2 separate regions of the Homo sapiens genome follow, and region 2 is linked to region 1. A link is an interaction called in ENCODE POLR2A ChIA-PET data of the cell type or tissue named here. Cell type or tissue: MCF 10A. All regions are shown on one strand.

Region 1 (4,000 bases):
TGGGTTTGTAGCCATTTCTAAGCCCTCAGCCTGGGCTCCTAAGATTTTAGAAAATCCGAAGTGGGTTTGGGCCCTCTCATCTTCCATCAGGGAAGCCCCTGTGACAACTTACCTCTCAGGCTTCATGAGCCTCTGTTGAGATACTTCAGGCCTGTCCTGAAATTTGAATCTGGAAATTCTAAGCTAAAATGGATTGGTCATACTGATACAATAATCCTTCAACGAAGTCCCTGAGTGCAGTTAGATTATAAGTTTGGCCAGGTGTAACTATAACCTAAACTAACAGTGGTATACATGATAGAGATGTACTGCTTCCTCCTGTAGTGCCGAGGAGGAATGCAGTCCAGAGCTGGTTTGGCAGCTTAGCTCTACATGTCTATCGAAGAGCCCAGGCCATTGACTTTTTGCTCTGTCACACCTAGGATGTTGCCGTTACCATGGTCCAGAATGGTTCAGCATCATGCCCTCCATCCCAGTAGCAGGATGTGCATGAGATAGAGAATGGTGGTGGGAGAGAAAGCATCCCCCATCCCTTAAGGACATTAACCAGAAGTTATACACATTATTTCTGTTTATATGATGTTGGCCAGTCTGTAAATATATGATCAGAAAGGCTAAAAATATAGTCATTAATCTGGGTGGCCATATACCCAGCTAAATTTCGGGATTTCTGTTATCATGAGAAAAGAAAATGAATATTCGGTGACACAGCCCTTTCTGAAGAGCCCAGTTGCAGAGATTAGGTGCAATAGTACAGACGTAAGGGCTGGGCTTGTTGCATAATAGAGTTATACTCTTAAAATGCAGCATAAATATTGTATGTATTGAAAAGTGCCATCAGGACCCTCTTTGGTTCCAGACTCTAAAGTAGAAGAGAAAGGGTATCACTTCACCAAGGATCAGCACCCAAAAATCTTGTTCTGCCCACCCAAAACAGAATCTCCTTCAGGAAGGAACTTTAGTATGTGTTTTGCTTTTATGCAGTATCCAGGAAAGAAACTTCAATGAGAGCTACTATTGCTTATAGCACAAGGCAGGGCATGAACTTGGGTCCAAAGTCATAGACCAAACACTTTTTTTTTTCCAAAATGTTTTTTCCTACCTCCACTTTTAAAAAAAAAATGAAACAAAATATCAGTTGAAATAACATTATTGAGAAAAACTTTATTCCAAGGCCTGGACTATAGTTAGACTGGATTTACATTTCTCTTTTAGAACCTGGAAGCCACTTGGCTATCTTTGCAGAGTTAACAATTTGCATTTGCAAAAATGGCCAGGTAACAGTACCAAAATATGTTAAATCAATTCAGGTTGTTGATTTTCTTTGAAAGTCTCTTCCAAAGAACTTCATGTTCTTTCTGGAATATGATTTAAGCTGCATTTCAGTGAGTTCAGTTCAGCAAATATTTGTTGAGCATCTATTGTTCACAAAGCATGGTGCTCAGGGGTCAAGAGATATAAGGCTGAAAAAAAAAAAAAAAAGGTCCCTTCCTTTTAGTAGCCCAGAATCTAGTTAGGAGAGATGTAGTTAAATAAGTTTAATCAAAAGCCAACTGTGATACCTATTACCAAGGTTCAAACAGTGGAATATAGAAGGATAAAGGGAATAGACTTATTCCAAGTAGGATGACTGAGGTAGGTTCTTGAGAGTACGTGGGACTTGGACTGGATTTCAGCTTGTGAATACTGACAAAAACCGCATTCCATTGTCTCTTGACAGAAGCCAATTTCTTTTGCTATTTGAGGATAGATTCAGGGACACTGGGGAATGCTGATTAGTTCCATCACTAATGCTGATTAGTAGTGAATGTTGAGTCATGCTGACTAATGTGTTCTAAATGGATTGACTCAACAATAAAGGCAACGTTGAGAGTCAAGAGTTCAGATCCTGAATTTCACCGATGAAGTGTAAATCATTTCGCCACTTAGTGCTTAATTTTTTTGTCAATTAAAATGTGCTCGTGGGTGAGAATCCAGTAAGTCATCTTGACCCATGAGGGCTTTACAAACTTCAAGGATAACAGACAGCTTAACAGCAACTACCAGGACAGGCTTATGCAACCTCAGGTTATTCATAGCTCACACAGAGTCAGAACACCCATCACATGCTGCTCGCCAGCCATGCGAAACTTCTGTTTCCTCACACATGCCATGAGAACTGACAAACAGTGCACTGAACTCACAAAACCCGACAAATAGAGGAGCTTTTGAAAAATCTTCCTATCTACCTACTGGGGTGTCTGTGTCTTTCTACAACAAATGTCGCCACAGAACTAAGGGCTTGCATTGCAGACACAGCTCTTTCTCTCTTTTGACATCTCCCCAGCTAGACTGCTTGAGAACCTGGCCTTCCATGTCCAGATGTTTACTGAATTCTGAAGCCCTCCCAGAGAGCCCAGGTTCTTTTGTTGCTCTCCAAATCATTTCCCACAGAGGCTGACCAGTGTCCTGAAGGAGCCCTTCAATAGGGAGGATAAATGAAGGCAGATGAAGACATGACCCCCTGAGGCTTGCCCACATCCACTGGAACAAAGGGTGTGAGGCACAACCTTGTAAGGAGTGTTTTGGTCAGCCGCGTCCCTATGCGAGGCCAAGTCTCCCCCACAGGGCTGCTTTCAATGGCTACCATCATAGTGGAAGTATTGGGCATTTGTTAAGGACTGTGGTGTGCTAGATATAGCACAAAACATCTAAATCATGGTCCCCTGCCTTTGTGAGGGCTTCCTGGCTACAGATGGCAGCTGGCTTTCTCAGGGGAAACTTGGGGGTCATAGAGAAAGCTGAAGAGGGGTGCTTGCTTCTGTGGATGACCTCTTCCCACCCAGTGCAGCGACACTCCCCTTTTGTCTATAGCTATCCTTAGTCAAGCCAGGGCTGCGGGACCCTAACCCACACTTCCGCTGTGTTTCTGGATCTCTGGTTTGCAAGGCCAGTGGCTCTGTGGGCAATACGTATGAAAGAGGACTGCTGTTGGAGGAAAGTTCCATTTAGGTTGCTGGTGGGAAGTTAGTGCATTTCATAACAATTTTTTTTTTTCAAACTTTCTCTTTTTTTTTTTTTTCCTTTAGGCCAAGAGAAGCCATAGGGATACTGTGACCTTTGTCTAGAGTTGATGGGGGTGTGATTTGTGAAATAAAACAGGACCGTACTGCTTGGAAGAAGGAAACGGAAGCTGACATAATGGGGATTAATTAGTTGATTGCTGTTGAGATGGTAACAGATTTGCTCCTAAACCATTGAGCTAGCGATTTCAGACCTAGCAGGGAAGGTGAAGATGAAGAAGCCTTTGTTCAGGTCTCTAGATGTGTAGGGCTGAGGGCTTTGCCGCCATGGGATGTCAACAGCCATAATAATAATTTGCACTTATATAGCACCTTTCAACCAGGCACCTCAAAGCGGTTTAACCACATTAATTAATTAAAGCCCACAATCCTCCTGGGGAGAGGAGGAGGATGACTAACAAGATTTGTAATTACAGGAGGGAACATTTCCGAATAAAGTATTGTCTACCAGATAAAAAGAGTAGGTGTAAAGGAATTGGGGTCTCCAAATAGTAACCGATTCAGAAATGAAATCATGGAATGATGTGGGAGGCTGGGGGCGGGCATGGGCAAGGGGGTCGACTCTGTGTCAGAGGGAGGTCGATGGGCTCAGAATTCACTGACAGGTTCAGATCCAGCCGAGAAGTGGAGCATGTATGGTATTAGTGGCATTTGAAGGTCATTAGTGGCATAACTATTGTAGTGTAAATTCAAGTTTTATTGGTATATTGTGTATAGCCCTGCAGAACAAAGACTGAGACTCATGCAGTATTTAATAAAGGATGAAATGATTTCTTTAGATTTAAAGCCCAAAGCTGGGCCAGTCAATTAGCAAATAAATCAATTGGTGACCCGTAGGATAATTTAGTCGTTTCCAGTAGAACACCCAGCCTACACACTCCTACTGCCATGAGGCTCTGATTGAAGCATCAGACTGGGTTCAGGGCAAGGTCTGGGGG
Region 2 (4,000 bases), 50 kb after region 1:
TTCTTTTTTAGGTTCTGACAGGGAGCAGAAATGAGTTTTTTGACTCAAGAAGATGGACGTAGCTGTAGTTCTTTAAAAACCATTTATGTGATTTCCAGTGTTTTCTCTGAGGCAGGTCTCCAACGATTTCTCTCCAGCATGTGGCAGAGACCACCAGCTGCTTAGCAGGCCCTCAACTGGGCCAAGAATGTTCGTGATAGGGGTTTCCACCCTTTCCATCTGTGGCCTGTGATAGGCAGAGTAATGGCCTCCCAAAGACGTCCAAGTCCTGATCCTTTGAACCTGTGCATATGTTACATGGTGAGGGAGAATTAAGGAAGCAAAAAAGGTGCTAATCAGTTGGCTTTGGGATAGAAAGCTTGTCCTTGGCCAAGCATAATCACAAGGGTCCCAGTATGTGGAAGAGAGAGGCAGAAAACTCAATGTCAGTAAAGCGATGTAAGAAAGACTCAATGGGCCATTATCAGCTTTGGAGATGGAAGGGGCCATAAGCCGAGGACTGAGGGCCACCTCTAGAAGCTGGAAAAGGCAAGCAAATGGATGTTCCTCTAGAGCCTCTAGAAAGGAACATCGCCTTCCAGATGTCTTAATTTTAGCCCAGTGAGACCCATGTCAGACTTTTGGCCTCCAGAATTATAAGATAAATTTTCCTTGCTTTAAGCCATTCCATTAGTGGTAACTTTTACAACAGCAATAAGAAAGTAATTCAAAGTTATCTGGGTTTTCAACCCTCAGGTCATAGGACCTGGAGGACATTGTCCCATGAGCTGGGAAGTGAAAATCATGGTGGTCACCTTAGCATCCTTCCCACTGACCATCTGGGAATTCTCATGGTTCTCCTGGCTAAGCCCCACCTGCATATGAGCACTTCAGCCATCAGAGTTTCCCTGCAATGGGGTCTCTTCTTGACGAGTGATGTTCCATTTCTTAGCAGTGTTGCCAGGGCCTCTCCTTAGTGTGGTCCAGACATCCTATAGCATTACAACAAGCTGCTTTTCACACCCACACTCGCCCCAAATGCCAAACACTTCCAGCCAGCACAGGGTCTGGGGGATTTTTCTCCCCTTCCAGATAGCCAGCCACAACTTCAATGAGCTCCGGCATATGGAATTAGCATGATAGAACCATGACATGCCAAGTGCCGGGAGCCAACCTGAGCCATTCTTGGGTTTGAGAAGTTATCAACTGGGAAATACTTGTGATTTACAATTTTCTTCTGTCCTCCACCATTCCATCACATGAACATCCAAGTCAAACTCCTGAGCTGGGTTAAGAAATTGGAATTCCTGAGGCTCTGGTTCAGGTTCTTACTACCTCTGTGACATTGGGAAAGTTGGTTACCATCATAGCGCCTCAGTTTTCTTATCTGTAAAATGGGGAAAATACATGAGTTAATATATGTCAAGTGCTTAGTGAACTGTCTGGGTCATGTTCAGTGCTATAAAAATGTTCATTGTTGTTGTTGCTGTTGTTTCTATCGTTGTTATTATTAAATGGGTCCCAAATCTTGAGGCAAGTCATTTGGAAAACCAGCTTGTTCGTGCTTTGCCACATATAGTCATGTGCCACATAACAATGTTTTGGTCAACAACTGACCACATACAGGACTATATAGCCTAGGTGTGTAGTAGACTATACCATCTAGGTTGTGTAAGTATACTGGACGATGTTTCCACAGCAACAAACCCACCTAATGATATATTTCTCAGAACGTGTCGTTAAGCGACATGTGACCGTATTATACGTCCAGCAATTGAGATGAATTACCGTTGCACACAGTGCTGAAGCTCAGGTGTGGACACCCTCTTTTAAAATATTTTTCCCATGAACATGTCCTCCAGGAAGCAGGCTCCAGTGTGTCACAGCCAGATGAGTGATTGTTAGGGAAGACAAAGCCTGTGTTTAGAGTTATGCAAGTATAGTGGGGAGAGGGCATCTTATTGCTGACTCACGCCCACTGGCAACCCAGCCTGATTCATCTAGACTGCTGCAGACCACTCTGCATGGAAGACCTCTGCTCAGAGGATCTCAGCCCACTGCATGGCCCACCAAGAGCCTCTGACATTCAGGCCGCTTGGTTCTTCTGGATTCAGTTCTTAGGTCCCCGAAAGTGGTAAAGGAGAGAGGAGAAAACTAGTTCATTTTCAGCCAGGAGTGGCCCCTGGCACACGGGACACTGCTTGCTTTGGACAGAGGCCACTCACAACAGGCTTCCCCTTCTGGGTGTGGTGGCCAGCCTGCCCTGACAACAGTGCGGCCTGAATCTGTGACTCTTAGCGGCTGCTTGGGACTGCTGCAAGACTCTTTGGTCTGTGACTTGCCCAAGAGAGAAGTTTCTGGGCAGAACGGGGAGCTCAGGAAAGAAGAAAGTTACATCCGCACAAAGTTTCAATTATAAAGCCCAATAATAACGATGACCAAAACAAAACAAAAAACGAAACAAAATGAAAAAGCCTACATGCTCTTTGGTATTGTTGGGACTGAAAACAATGGAACTGAGTTTCTTGACTTTTTCTTAACCTTATCCCCATGAAAGAGGTTTGAATTACAGTATTTTTCAAAGTAAAAGCCATCTGAACAGCTGCCTGAACTAACCTGGGAGCCTAGACAGTTTAGCTTCTTGACCTCTGGGATGTGGGGGAAGGGGACAAAAGGAAAGAGAGAGTAGGGGAGGAGCGAGCTCCTTCTGTTTTCTGGGCTGGCCATTTGAGGCCCATGAACCAACTGAGCTGATGTCAGACTCTGGCACTCCCACTTCCAGGAGTCACAACAAAGTGGCAGGGATCAGGGGCACCCCTGGGTCTCAGAGAAGTAGCACATTGTAGGAGAAAGAGAATATGCTGTGCAGACACACCCAGATTTGTGTTTTGCTGCTCCTTTCACTCCATGTGATTTAGACAAATTACATAACCTCTCTGCAAATAGGAAAACTTCCTTGTGCCTGTTGGTCTTGGAAGGACTGGGACTACATAATGCACCAATAGAATGTCTGGAGCACATCAGATGTACAATATATGAGCAGTAGCTATTTTTATTATTAAACACAACAACCACTTGGGCCAAAGGCCACCTAATTTGTAGAATCATTGAGCCAGAAAGAACTGCAACAAGTCAGCTCATAAAGTATGCATAGAAAGAAGCCTGGAAGGAAGTTTACTAAATATTAACAATGATTATTTCTGAGCAGTGGAATTGTAAGGATATTTGTGTTTTCTTCTTTATACTCTTTCAAATTTTCCAAATTTTCTTTAGTAAATGTGTATTTTTTTATACTGAAAAACTTTAAAACATTATTTTTTTTAAAAGTCTTCCATCTCAGTTTGTGGGCTCCAGTCAGATTGCACTAAGCCATCTAAAACCACAGTCGTCCAACCTGTTGCTAAAGCCATGAGAAAAGGCTGGCACCAACCAGTAAAGAATTCCCTCCAGTCTTCCGTACCATACATCCTGAATGGAGCATAATCCCTGCATGGTTTCTAGCCCATCATAACCTTGCTACACTGTTTCATAGAAAAACTTCAGCCATTGAGAATGATGTCATTCATCATATTTCCTCTTTCTTTGCCTTTTGCTGCCAGGAAGCCTTAAACAAATTTAATACTCAATTACAGTAATAATTAACTCAGATTTTGGGCATAATTATTTTCCCTTCTTCCTCTATGGTTTAATTTTCCCTTTATTATTCAACCAACTTATTGCATATGTGACTTTCATTGTAAACTACCTCAAGTACACTTTAAAAGTTGGACATAAATCATAAAGTATAAATAAATTAAGTTTTATCTGATCTCTTGTAAAAACCCATGATCAGCCTGTTAAAATTCATATTACTAAACATCTTGACCAGTAAATGTCAGGAGGGTGGCATGAAGAGCAAGAAAGAGAAAGCTCTGAGTCAAGGTCCATATTTAGTGGGAAAAAAAATCCTGGCAAATATAGATTTGTTCAGAACTAATTATTTACCTTTTTTTTTTTTTTTTTGAGACGGAGTCTCGCTCTG

Evidence for each region. Peaks named below come from ENCODE experiments on the same cell type or tissue, not always from the same donor. Only the 100,000 strongest peaks of a DNase experiment are listed, where the experiment ranks them.
Region 2: POLR2A ChIA-PET joins it to region 1 with 11 read pairs; 7 of 35 experiments call an interaction of 5 or more read pairs at or near these places.

The regions. Positions count from the first base shown.
Region 1 is chr14:68,474,580-68,478,579 of GRCh38, forward strand. It overlaps RAD51B (RAD51 paralog B), which reads left to right. Exons shown (of 11, transcript NM_133510.4): 11 at 3,069-3,514. The coding sequence ends at 3,085. Among named protein-coding and RNA genes, the nearest start is that of RAD51B-AS1, 210 kb to the right of the region's middle. RefSeq lists enhancers at 1,565-2,764, 1,761-1,980. In MCF 10A, no CTCF peak of the experiment used is centred here; a DNase peak (open chromatin) is centred at 2,092.
Region 2 is chr14:68,524,710-68,528,709 of GRCh38, forward strand. LOC124903334 (a long non-coding RNA gene) reads right to left here. Exons shown (of 3, transcript XR_007064223.1): 2 at 1-3,963. It also overlaps a transcript of RAD51B not described here. Among named protein-coding and RNA genes, the nearest start is that of RAD51B-AS1, 160 kb to the right of the region's middle. RefSeq lists enhancers at 1,717-2,238, 2,239-2,759. In MCF 10A, no CTCF peak of the experiment used is centred here; DNase peaks (open chromatin) are centred at 1,912, 2,172 and 2,772.